Regions from separate parts of the Homo sapiens genome. Here region 2 is linked to region 1. The links are chromatin contacts, found by Hi-C in ENCODE. All regions are on one chromosome and are shown on one strand. Each heading gives the region's core, a stretch centred on a gene start or an enhancer-like site at or near the end of the contact. The rest is flanking DNA. Distances are from core to core; before and after follow the strand shown. Region 1 holds the start of NCAPH (non-SMC condensin I complex subunit H). Region 2 holds the start of LIPT1 (lipoyltransferase 1).

The links. Hi-C counts contacts between places; a loop is a spot of excess contacts on that map. Pooled maps may share reads with other maps.
Region 2: a loop to region 1 is called in a pooled map, with 3 times the contacts of the local background. The contact joins the promoter of LIPT1 here to the promoter of NCAPH in region 1. A Hi-C loop is called at or near these places in 6 of 50 pooled maps.

The regions. Positions count from the first base shown.
Region 1 is chr2:96,332,756-96,339,348 of GRCh38, forward strand. It overlaps NCAPH (non-SMC condensin I complex subunit H), which reads left to right and starts at 3,011. Exons shown (of 18, transcript NM_015341.5): 1 at 3,011-3,093. The coding sequence starts at 3,075. RefSeq lists enhancers at 2,484-3,325, 3,326-4,167 and a silencer at 3,086-3,405.
Region 2 is chr2:99,151,454-99,158,046 of GRCh38, forward strand. It overlaps LIPT1 (lipoyltransferase 1), which reads left to right and starts at 3,514. Exons shown (of 2, transcript NM_145199.3): 1 at 3,514-3,598. TSGA10 (testis specific 10) reads right to left here and starts at 3,489. Exons shown (of 21, transcript NM_025244.4): 1 at 3,240-3,489. It overlaps C2orf15 (chromosome 2 open reading frame 15), which reads left to right. Exons shown (of 4, transcript NM_144706.4): 4 at 1-216. RefSeq lists enhancers at 3,121-3,742, 3,132-3,331, 3,392-3,621, 3,652-3,851, 3,932-4,011 and 1 more.

The DNA of each region.
Region 1 (6,593 bases), core at 1,761-4,260:
ACAGGGTTTCACTGTGTTAGCCAGGATGGTCTCGATCTCCTGACCTTGTGATCTGCCCACCTCGGCCTCCCGAAGTGCTGGGATTACAGGCTTGAGCCACCGCGCCCGGCCAAATCATTCACTCTTTTGGCACCCTTCATAGTCCTAAAAACAAAACAAAGATGGCATTCAGAGCAGGAGGTGAAAGACCTGCCCGCATAAGGCAGCCCTGGCCCAGAGAGACACTGGGCATGGAGCTGGCTTTGCCTTCCTGCACGTGAAGCTGGAAGCAGCTCAGGTGGCTCCATTATTCCCACAGAACAGCCTCAAGGCTCACCTAGTGGGTCACTTAGTAGCTTTCCTCCCCCAGGGCTTCCAAGCTGTTCTTCAGAGGCTCCTGATTCAGTGTATCACCTAACCCTTGCTACTCTTATGTACACATGGAATCCAGAGGATCACACTTGTCCCAGTGTCCTCCCTCAGATGCATTCAGCAGAGAGAACAAGTGAGGGAGATGACAGGGACCCCAGCATATACTGACCAAGTCCAGTGCGGGGATAGTGCCTTCCCCATTTTATAGACGGGGAAGAAAATGGGGCCCAGAGAGGTTAACATGCCCAACCCAGGATTTAAAATTGTCTTCCAGATGTACTCATTGAATACATATTTAAGTACTTGCTATGTCCAGGGCCAGCACCAGGCCATGGGAAAACCATAGTGAACAGATATGGCTTCATCCTCATGGAGCTGACGGTCTATGTAGGAGACAGACATGAAATAGTCACCCTAGTGCATGGAAAATTGCAGCTGTGACAAGTTCTCCTGAAGCCTCCAGTATGGAGAGTTGTGTGTATCAGGGAAGGTCTCCTTGAGGAACCTGAGGGGAGTAGAAACCTAACTGGAGCTACGGGGGTGAAGATGGGGATGAAGAGGATCCTAGCTAGAGGAGTGTGTGTGTGCAGAGGCCTGGGGGTAGGAGCAGGTGTGATGAGAGGAATCTGAAAAAAGGCCAGGGCAGCTGGAGGGCAGGGAGCAAGGGGAGCAAGGTCCCTGAGGAGGCTGGAGAGGCTGCAGGGGTGGGGAGGCTGGCAGGAAGACCCTTCCAGGACCTTGTAGGACGCTTAGAGGTTCCCAGGGTGGTGGAACCCCTGAAGTGTTATACTTCCGGGAGGAAGTGGTGGGGGACAAGTGGGAGTGACAGCTCAGATTTGGACTCCGCATACACTACTCAGGGCCTGAGGGGGGGCCAGAGCAGGCCAGTGAGAAGGTAATGTGGATGGAAGGAGAAAGGCAGGATTGGCAATTTTTAGGAGGTGAAAATAGCTTGCTTGATGATGGATTGTGTGGGGAGAGAAAGGGAGGGAATCCCCCAGGATGACTCCTGGGTGCTGATTTGGGTTCTTGGGTGGCTGATGGTATCATTTGCTGAGATAAACAGTGTCAACCTGTTTTCTCTAACCCACACAGCCTTACGCTGAAGATTTGAAGGTGGTCACTAGAAGAACAAGTTTATACGAACAACAGATAGGCTTAAAAAGTGGTTTTCAGCCAGGCGCAGTGGCTCATGCCTATAATCCTAACACTTTGAGAGGCCAAGGCGGGTGGATCACCTGAGGTCAGGAGTTCGAGACCAGCCTGACCAACATGGTGAAACCCCATCTCTACTAAAAATACAAAAATTAGCTGGGTGTGGTGGTGGGCGCCTGTAATCCCAGCTATTCAGGAGGCTGAGGCAGGAGAATCGCTTGAACTTGGGAGGTGGAGGTTGCAGTGAGCTGAGATCGTGCCATTGCACTCCAGCCTGGGCAACAAAGCAAGACTCTGTCTCAAAAAAAAAAAAAAAAAAAGTGGTTTTCAACAAAGGGTGGCACTTTTTGATTGCCAAAATGAGCGACAGCACTGATGGCATTTAGTGGGCAAATGATGTTACGGGGGCTTAAGAGCCCACAAAGAGGGCAAACATCCTATCATGCCAAGGATTGTTTCACCCTGAATGCCAACAGTGCCCTTGAAGAGAAACACTGTAAAAGATGCCAGATATGAGAGTTACAAGAAATTCTAGGATGTGCTGGGGATATTCCAGGGAATCACCCTGGCCTTTACTCCCATAATTCAATCCTTAGGGTTAGATGAAACTGAGGGGACAGATGGCATTTTATGCTTATTTCGCTTTTTCGACCTTTATTTATTTTTTGAAGGGTGGGGGGTGTTCACAGGAAGCTATTCACAAGAATCTGAATAAAACGATGGCCTTCATCTTACACTATATTAAATGTACATTTTGTACTATATTTAATGTATACATAGCATTTCTGCATCAGTTCTTCCCCACCTGGACCGCTCCTCATTCCCACGTAGGCTCCCGCTCCCCTCCGTCCCTCTTCCCGGAGGTTTTCAGCGTTTTGCTGCCCACACAGCACAGATCTCTAAGGGAAATAAACCTCGTTTTCTCGATCATCTGCCTCCCCATTATAAAGTAAATTCCACGGGCTGAGCGCGGTGGCTCACGCCTGTAATCCCAGCACTTCGGGAGGCCGAGGTGGGCGGATCACCTGAGGTCAGGAGTTCGAGACCAGCCTGGCCAACATGGTGAAACCCCGTCTCTACTAAAAACACAAAAATTGGCCAGGCGTGGTGGCAGGCGCCTGTAATCCCAGCTACTCGGGAGGCTGAGGCAGGAGAATCGCTTTAACCCAGGAGGCGGAGGTTGCAGTGAGCCAAGATCGCGCCACTGCACTCCAGTCTGGGGGACAAGAGCTAGACTTCGTCCCAAAAAAAAAAAAAAAAGAAAGTAAATTCCACGAAAGACGGGCCTTGCTCACCCTGCTCGACGCTGGGTTCCCAAGCCCAGTCCTGCACCTAGTCCTCGAAGGAGGGGGTTTTCATACTATTTCAGGGGGTCCACCGACCCCAAGAAGCCCAATCAGACGGGGTCCTCAACCCAAAACTCACTCTGACGCCGCCCGCGGAGGCCCGAGGTGGTCTGCGCAGGCGCGCTGCTGGCCCGGCCCGCCGGCGACGTCACGCGGCCGTTACGGCGCTCAGGCGTCTCGACGCGCGCGATTTAAAACCAGCTCAGGAGACGCCAAGGAAAGATGGGACCTCCCGGCCCAGGTGAGCCGGGCGGTCGGGAGGCGCGGCGGGAAGGGCCCCTAGCGAAGCAGTACTTCGGGCGGGCAGGGCTGGCGGGCTGGCCTGGGCGGGGAGAGAGGATATGCTCAGCTCGGGTCTTGGCCCTGCGGCTGACAGCAGAGGCCGGTGCGGGGGGAGGGGAGGGCCGGCGCGGGGCGGGCGGACCTTGTGCGCTCAGCCAATCAGAAAGCGGCTTCGGCCGGAGTCGGAGAGCGCGCGGGCCCTGCCTCACACTCCTCAGTTCCCGGGCGGGCGGTGGGGCGGCCTCCTCCTTGGGCTCCTAAAGCGTGCTCGGTGTCTCTCCATTAAAATGGTGGTTTTCCTGGAATAGACGTTATTTTCAGGGCTTTGGAAGCGATGTGGTTACCGTTGTATGCTTAGCATGCATGCATTTATTTTTGCATCTATTCAAAAGTACTGAGCTCTCCCGTTGGGCGAACAAAATTGATAATATCTCTATACTGTTGGAGTTGGGGAGACAGACAGTAAACAAAAGAAATAATTACACATGAGGCTGAGTGCTGTGATTGAGTATAGCAGAGTAGGGGTGGCTCCGCCAGGGGTTCAGGGAAGATCTTTAGGCAGATACTAGGGAACGTGTTTCAGGCAGAAGGAGCAAGTACAAAAATGAGGCAGGGAAGAGCCTGGCCTGGCCTAGGACCTGACCAGAACATTGTGACCAAGCTTAGTGAGGCCTGACACGTAGGCAGGGTCTGGAGGCCTTGGGTAAGAGATTTGGAAATTGAGTTACATTTTGGACATGGTATGTGTGACTTACGGGAGAGACTCAGGTGAAGGGATCTATAATCACTTAGGTGAGAATTTGGCTCTCAGGGGAGTTATATGGACCACTCAGGGAAGTGACCCATGGATTGAGAAATAAATTTGGATACCATTATCATATAGACCATTAGACCATAAAACCATGGGAACAGGTGAGAACACTAGGAAGGCCCTGCACATCTAGGACCAACGTTTAGAAGCTGGATAGAGAAGGATGAGCTGGAAAAACTCAAAAGACAGTGGTATAGGAAGAAGCCAAGAGTGTTTCAACAAGGAAGGGACTGTCAGCTGTTTCAAATGCTGCTGGATTCCAAGAGAAAGGCCAGAAAATGACCATAGGGTTTAGGCAACATGGAAGTTATAGATGATCACGAAAAGATAGTTCTCATGAAGTTGGAATAGGAACCAGACCAGAGTGGGTTGAAAAATGAGTGGGAAATGAGGAAGTAGACATAGGAAGTGTCTTTGAGCTCAGTAACCATCGGTTGAATGAATGGATGCATAATATCAAAGGCAAGGAGAGAAACCACGGAAAGAAGATTTGGAGAATTAAAGCATGCCTCTAATTCCAAGTTTAGTTTCTCTCTTAGACAAGGTTCTCCTTAAGTGCTTCCTATTTCTGTTAAGGTATCCTCTCCAAAGGTCCAGGTTCCTTCCTTAGCCTGTAGCCTACTGTGCTCACATCCAAATACTGTCCTCATAAGTCCTCTTGATTCAGTTTCTAAAAATGTCTCTTGCCTCCTCCCTTCCTATTTTTACTTTGTTGTTTTTTGTTTTTTGTTTTTTTTGAGACGGAGTCTCGCTCTATCGCCCAGGCTGGAGTGCAGTGGTGCAATCTCGGCCCACTGCAAGCTCCGCCTCCTGGGTTCACGCTATTCTCCTGCCTCAGCCTCCCGAGTAGCTGGGACTACAGGCTCCTGCCACCACGCCCAGCTAATTTTTTGTATTTTAGTAGGAACGGGGTTTCACCGTGTTAGTCAGGGTGGTCTCGATCTCCTGACCTTGTGATCTGCCCGCCTCAGCCTCCCAAAGTGCTGGGATTACAGGCATGAGCCACCGCGCCCGGCCTATTATTTTTTAGAGACAGGGTCTTGCTGTGTTGCCCAGGCTGGAGTGCGTGGCTATTGACAGGTGCTGTCCTAGCTCACGGCAGCCTTGCTGAGCGCAAGCAGGCTCAGCTTCCTGAGTAGCTGGAACCACAGATGCCTGGCAAAGTACCCCACTTCTCAATACCACCTATATCTTTCTAATTCACTCTCTGGTTCCCTGACTCCAACAACCCTTTTTTTTTTTCTGAGACAGAGTCTTGCTCTGTCCCCCAGGCTGGAGTGCAGTGGCTTGATCTTGGCTCACTGCAACCTCTGCCTCCCAGGCTCAAGCAATTCTCCTGCCTCAGCCTACCGAGTAGCTGGGATTACAGACATGCGCCACTACACCTTGCTAATTTTTGTATTTTTAGTAGAGACGGGATTTTGCCTTGTTGGCCAGGCTGGTCTCGAACTCCTGACCTCAAGTGATCCTCCCACCTTGGCCTCCAAAGTGCTAGGATTACAGGCATGAGCCCAGCCTTGTTTTTACTTCCTATTTTATTGAAAAAAAAAAAAAAAAAAAAAAGCAAACAAAAAGGAACATCCCCAAGTCTGCCATTGCACCTGCTCCCTGCCTGCATCTGTGCCAGTGCCTCTGTCTTTTCTCCTGTTACTGAGGATGGGCTTTCTGTGCTCTCTACAAAGGCAACCTCTTTGCCTGCTTGAGTACATTGTTCAGCAAATTTTACCTTTTATTTTGGATGGTCACTGTGATAGGCTGAATAACACTTGCCCTAAAGGTGTCCAGAACCTGTGAATATGTTATCTTACGTGGTGAAAGAGACTTTGCTCATGTGATTAAGTTAAGGCTGTTGAGAAGACTATCATGGATCATCTGGGTGGGCCCAGTTTAATCACAGTGGTCCTTGTAAGAGGAAGGTCGTCGGGGTAGAGTGAGAGCAGATGTGATGACAGAACAAGAGGTTAGAGTGATGGGGGGACAGTGAGCCAAGGAATGTAGGCAGCTCTGAAGCTGCAAAAGGCGAGGAACAGATCCTCCTCTCAAAGCCTCCAGAATGAATGTAACCCTCCACAGCTGCAAGAGAACACATAAACGTGTGGGGGTTTTTTTGTTTTTGTTTTTGTTTTTTGAGACGGAGTCTCACTTTGTCACCCAGGCTGTAGTGCAGTGGCGCGATCTCGACTCACAGCAAGCTCCACCTCTTGGGTTCATGCCATTCTTCTGTCTCAGCCTCCCAAGTAGCTGGGACTACAGGCACCCGCCACTGCGCCCGGCTCATTTTTTTGTATTTTTAGTAGAGGTGGGGTTTCACCGTGTTGGCCAGGATGGTCTGGATCTCCTGACCTCATGATCTGCTCGCCTCGGCCTCCCAAAGTGCTGGGATTACAGGTGTGAACCACCGCGCCCAGCCACATGTGTGTTTAAACCGCTAGGTTTGTGGTCATTTGTGACAGCAGCCATAGAAAACTAATACAGTCTCTTTGCTTCATTCTTTCTACCATGCTGAGGTTTTTGTTTGTTTGTTTTGTTTTTTTGTCTTAAAAATTCCTCACTTCCCTTTCAACTCTCACCCTCTCATTTCTCTCCACCCTTTTACAGTAGAAGTCTTTGGGCAGGGCGTGGTGGCTCACGCCTGTAATTCCAGCACT
Region 2 (6,593 bases), core at 2,264-4,763, 2.8 Mb after region 1:
ACTCCGTCTCAAAAAAAAAAAAAAAAAAAAAAAAGTCCAAGCAATGTGACATCCGTATTTCACAATATTTCTGGTGTATCAGTTTTGTATGTTACATTTCCATTTTGGGATTCTGCTTTATGATACTTTACTTTCTTACATTTTGCATTTTTGTTCTGTAAAAGATCACTGCCAATAAACTGCAAAAGACCAATAAATTGCATATCTTCAGAAGGATTTCACATTTTAAATCGTGCCTTTAAAACTGCTTTTTCCCCCCACATAGAATCCATTTTAGAGTTAGAAAAGTGTTCTTTCCAAGTGTTAATAGTTTGTCTTGCAGATGGTACCATTTTATGTCACCAATATTTAATATGAGAAAAAACAACCTGTTTAAAAACCTTGTTTTGTATATCAGTTATGAAAATATCTGGTAGTTGGAAATCTCTTTAATATTCATTTTAAAAGAGGAAAGGGCATCTTTTCCGGGGGGAAGCTATATTTTATTAATCAGAAAAATACTAAACAAATGTGTTTGTAGGGAATATTGAGAGTGAAAAACAATTGTTGAATGGGACATAAGCCAAAAAGACAATGCTTTTTATTATTTACAGAACGTAATTCTTTAGAAGAGAAAAAAAATACATAAATCATTCATTTGTTCACCTAGCCTGGCACTGTGCTTGGTGCTGGAGATACAGTAGTGAATAAAATAGCCAGTGCCTTGTAGAGTTTTGTGCCTGTCTACTAGGAAAGACAGGAGATTATACAGTAATTATATAAGATGCAAATTGTGATATGCCATGAAGAAACGTATAGCATTCAGAGGGACATAACACAACACAAGACATACCACATAAAACTGATTTTTTTTAAGATGGTCTCACTCTGTTGCCCAGGCTGGAGTGCAGTGGAGCGATCATAGCTCAGTGCAGTGTCGAATTCCTGTTCTTAAGCGATCTTCCTGCCTCAGCCTCCTAGTAGCTAGGATTACAGGCATGTGCCACCATACCCAGCATGTTTTTGTATTTTTTTAGAGACAGAGTCTTACAATGTTACCCAGACTGGTCTCAAACTCCTGGCCTCAGGTGATCCTCCCACTGGGCCATAAACTTGATTTTAACGTGGGAAATGGGAAAGCGTATCTCAGGACATTTTTGAAAGCAAGTTGATTAAGAAAGTAAAGAAACAGAATGGCTACTCCATAGAGCAGCCTCTGAGGACATTTATAGCTTTTGCAGTGACATGGTTGTCTAAGTGAATGATGGTGATGGTCATAAAAGTGGAGAGAAGGGGATAGAGTCCAGGTGAAGTCTGACAGGATGTAGTCATGGTTTGGAAGCGGAAAGTGAGGAAGAAGAAAGGGCTTCTGGCAAAAAAGGCTTTAGCCTTTATGCATGCAGGATCCCTGGGGGGAAAGAGTGAGTTCAGGAGCATGGCTTTTAGACTTACCAGGTTTACAAGGCAGTTGTATCTATGGAACTAAAAAATATAAATTTTGAAGTTGTATACAGAAATGGTACTTAGAGCCATAGAATGAATGAAATTGCTTAAGGAAAATGTAGTGTGAGATAAAGATCTGAGGAACTCCAACATTTAGGGCTGACTAGATCAGGGTAGCTGGCAAAGGGGACTGCGGAGTTGGCAGTGAGGCTGGAGGAAAACCTGGCAAAAGGGACTGAGGAGTTGACAGGGTAATGTCAAAGTTGTCCACAGGAATCTCCAGGTTGAGGTAGTCAAATGAACACTTAGATGAATACTGAAAAGTCCAGTGGATCTAGCAATATGAATGTCACCCGTGACCTTAGCAAAAGCACTTTTGCTGGAATAATGGGGAAAAGCCATTTTGGAGTACGTTGAAACAATGAATGGGAAGTGAGAAAGTAGATACTGGATGTATAGCAGTTTTTCCAAGAAGCTTGGCTCAGAAGGGTAGCAGACAGGATGACAAGTGGAAAGAGAAATGAGGTCACTGGAGGATTGTTAAAGAGTACAGCATGTTTGAGTGTCACTTGAAAGGTTCCAGTGGAGAAGCTGAAGAAGTAGGTAAAGGTAAGAATAACCAAGGGACAGAAGTCCTGGAGCAGGGAGGAGGGAATGGGATTCTTTAAAACCTCTTCATCAAGAAACTAGGAAAAAAAACCAAAGTTGTACCATCTCAGATTTCAGAGAAAGGGAATTTAGAAGGAAGTAATATAAGCAAAGAGCAACAATATTCTGTGACTGTTTTTAATAATAACTAGGAAAATTCCTAGTGCAGTTAACTCTGAACAAAATTCATTCCCACCTGCATAATACAAGATAGACTTACTCAGAGTGACCTTGGTAAAAGGTGTGATAATAAAGAAAGGAGGTGTCATTATGTCTTCATTGTAGCTTTATATGAAGCCCTGGTCATTTACCGTATCAGCATCAGCAAACTGAACACTGAATGATTCTTACTCCAAGAGGCAAGTCTTAGTGGTTTCTATTTTAACTGAAGGAGAGATTAATTTCTGTGCAAGGTTGAAAAAGGTGACCACAAATTCTTTGGGCTTCTTTCATCAAGAGGTGAAGTCCATTACCCCACGCCTTAACTCTGGGCTGGCTTTGTTGTTGTTTTGGCCAATAGAATATGGCTGAGGCGCTGCTTCCAAGATTAGGCCTGAATTGAGATGCCCTAGCAGCCAGGCAGCACCTGCCAGAGCATGAATAAGGCTATCTTGGACCGCCCAGCGTAGCCAACCTGTGCTGAATGAAGCCACATGAATATGCCCAGGAGAAACTAGCAGAAGAATCACCCACCTTGCCCACGTTAGAGATATAAACCACTATTTGAGGCAGTTTGTTATGCAGCAAAACTTAGCCGAAACTATTACCTTGCTACCTTGACTGCTGGTGTAATTTCCCATCTCATGGAGTCACAGAGTTTTCTTGCCAACTGCAGTGAGTTGGCAAATGGGAATGATCAGTAGCCTCAGTGTGTTTTCTGATCCACTCCATCCTGTATTATCATCTGCGAATACCGTTTTTCCTTTAAATGCAATGTGTCTTTCAAAGCTGACTTGAATTTCTCACCTTTCGAGTTACCTGCCATTTGGACTCACTTATTTGGAGGAGATATGTAAAGACCCAGCGTAATACCTGTATGCTCAATAAAAAGTATTTGCTGGTACTCCTTCCTGCCCGTCGTGTGACCTGACTGCTCTGGGCTTCTGGGGGCTCCCCCTAAACTCGCTCCACGAAATGACCCCTCCAACCTGGCACGCCCGCTCTCCTACCTTCGCCCAGGGCTGGCCGTTATCTCTGTGCTGTCACGCGGGGAAGTCCCATCTGAACTGGGGCCTTATGACCTTCGGTACTTTTATTCGAACGTAGCCTGCGTCCCTGCCTGGAACCTGGTTCCCGCCCTGAAGGACCCTTACTTAGCACTCCTGCGGGCTGCCGGGACCCCACGGCTCCGCAGGCGGAGAGACTAGGCGCGATCCCTGCGCGCCCCTCCTTCTCTTGCGCTTCAGGGGGCCGGCCCTCAGGGGGCGGGGCAGCATCGCGCGCAAGGCCTGCCGGTTGCTCGGGGTCGTATGACGCACTTTTCCAGCTCGAGCCCTCACGAGGCCGTGGGTACGACCGGAAGCCGCAGGTGGGTGAAGCGGAAACGCTTCAAACCGGGATGTTGCGGGCCGTAGCGCGTGGGCGGCCGTGGGGTCTTGGGCGCGCGCGGTGTTTCTGGCGGTGGGTCAGGACTTGCGGGTCGCCTCCGCCGGTGTTGAAGCCTCTTGTGTGCACACTTTCTCCTCAGCACTTGGGACGACCTAATTTCACTGTTAGGAACGGTTGATCCCGAACACAGGAGGGAGGGTAAATATCGTAAAACATGTTGGACGCTAGCTGTGTGCACGCCCCCTGGGAGCCAAAAGGGCGAAGTAAAACATGCACACGACCGTAATGAGATTCTGAGTAAGTTGTATATCATTAGAGAGGGGACAAAATAATAGGGTCTTGGCGAGGTCTTATGAAGAAGCTGCGCCTGCCTAGAAAGATAGATGGGATTGTGCTGTTTTCGCTTTCAGTTCAGTGATGGGGAGCCGTGTTTGGCAGTGCAGAGGTAGCGAAGTGTCCCAAGAACATGGAAGGTAAGGAAGTCTTCCGAGGAAAAACTTCAAAAAATTAGTCATTAAAGGGTGAGAGTAGAAAGATTCAAAGTGATTTTGAAGGAACAAAATTTAACCAGAACTTCAAAGGCTTGACACTATCCCAACGACTGTGAAATATCCTGAAATACCGTGCATTACTCAGTCGGGGTCTGATCCGCTACTGGAGCATAGAATAAAAAAAGAGGGGCACACCTGTGCCAGATGAATCCACGCCTTCTCTAGGGGAGAGAGGGTATCCCGGCTTAAGAGCAGGGGCTCTCCTGAGTTAAGGAAGTGTCTTCCCCAGAGCCCATTCCGTCAGACGTTCATATCATGTAACTCAGTCCTTTTCTGATTATGTATTCACCAAGCAAACTTAAGAGTTGGCTTGTCACCAGACCTACAGTGAATAATTGCACAGGCTCATCTGAATATCTGATAGATGGTCTATAGTTCTCTTTGTAAATCAATAAGCTGGCAGTCAGGGATTTTTGGACATCCCTTTGTTTTCACTTTTTCTCACTCTGTGTGATTTTTTCTTATCTTTCGGGGTTCAACTGAAATGTCACATCCTCACTGAGGTCTGTTTATTGGTTTACGTGTTCAGGTGCTTAGAACAGCTTCTTGCATCTTTTCTCACATGATGCCTTTTTAATGAGGCTTAGCCTAACAACCCTATTTAAAATTGCAATGTAAGTTTTCTCACATACACAGTTACAATCCTCCCTTTATCAGCTCTACATTTTTTTTTAATAGACTGAATCTCGCTCTGTTGCCCAGCCCATCTCGGCCCACTGAAACCTCCACCTCCCGGGTTCAAGCGATTCTCCTGCCTCAGCCTCCCGAGTAGCTGAGATTACAGGCGCCTGCCACCACGCCCAGGTAATTTTTGTATTTTTGGTAGAGACGGGGTTTCACCATGTTGGCCAGGCTGGTCTCAAACTCCTGACCTCAGGTGATCTGTCCACCTTGGCCTCCCAAAGTGCTGGGATTACAGGTGTGAACCACCTCGCCCGGCCATCTACTTTTTTTAATAGCCCTCCTTATCACCTTTATTCATTTGACTCACTGATGATTCCCAAGTGCTAAGAACAATGTCTGTCATGTAATTGATGAAAACTTTGTTGAATTAATACCTTTGTTGTGTTTTATTCACACTGTATATACAATACCTGGATGAAGAGAGATATTTTTAGCACTATTAAAATACATGCATTGGCTCAATACATGAATTGGATCAATTCTGGAACCCTAACAAGATCACATTTTTGACCAAAGTCAATATCTTGGACTATAGTTAATTTATCAAGGTAAATGCCACTTTGATGTGTCTTGGTTAGGAATCTTTGTTCACTTGAGGGAATACATGGTATATGATAGGAACAGTAAGCACAGAATAGAGATGGGAAAGGGAGAACCCTGTCATAACAGTTAACATTTCATATTTGCCAAACATGAATGGCTTATGCATATTAACACATTTAATTCTCTCAACCATTTTATGACGTCTGAGGCCACTGAAGCAGCTAGAGGTTAAACCACTTCCCTAAAGTCATTAGTAAGTGGCAGAGCCAGGATTAAAAATTTAAGTCCTTAACTACTTTGCCATCCTGCCACACTCTGCACATGCAGACAAGAGTAAGAGCCTTAATCTTGGGAAAAGATATTTCACAAGATCTTTGACAATTTCCATATCCACAGACACCATCCAGCTTATTAGTGACCACCACTCCTATTTGTTACTTTCTCCTTTAAGGCTGCCCCTACCTGAACTCTGGATCCCAGTACCATCACTTTCTCAAGGACCTCCCTTCTCCAGTGTTGCCCTCTCTTGACTCCCCTACCAGCATCTAAACATGCTCAGATCTATTGCATCTTAAGTCCTCTCCTAACTCCACATTCCTTTCTACCTACTGCCCTAGCTTTTCCACTTCACAACTAGAATACCCTCATTGTATCCACCTTGGGCCTCCTATTTACTCAGTACATCTGGTTCTTACCAAGATCACTGATAACCTTCTTGATACTGTTTAATAGATCCTTTTCAACCCTCATCTTATTTGCTCAATCTTTGGCATTTGGCACTGTTGACCATCTTGTCTCCTTGAAGCTTCCATAATAGCATATTTAAAATTTTTCTGCCTTTTCTTCTATCCTCAGCTTCCTTTGGGAGCTCTCCCTCCTTCTTCTGTATGTCCGTTAAATGTTGCTGCTCTTCAGTCTTATGTCGCAGGCCCTTAAATCTTCTCACTGAACCACCTTCCTGTGGCCTCAGTTACCATCCATTGAGCTCTGTGCCGTTGGCCGCTAGTTCAACAGTCAAAATGAACCAATTATCTTAACCCCATACTTCCTCTTCCTATAAAATCTGTCCTAGGAAATTTCACCTCTTTGCCAGGCCAGAAATCAGGGCATAATATTAATAAAATAGTTAGCACATATTGTGTACTTTCTTCAGTGCCAGGCACTCTTCTAACCACTTTATATGTATTAGCTCATCAG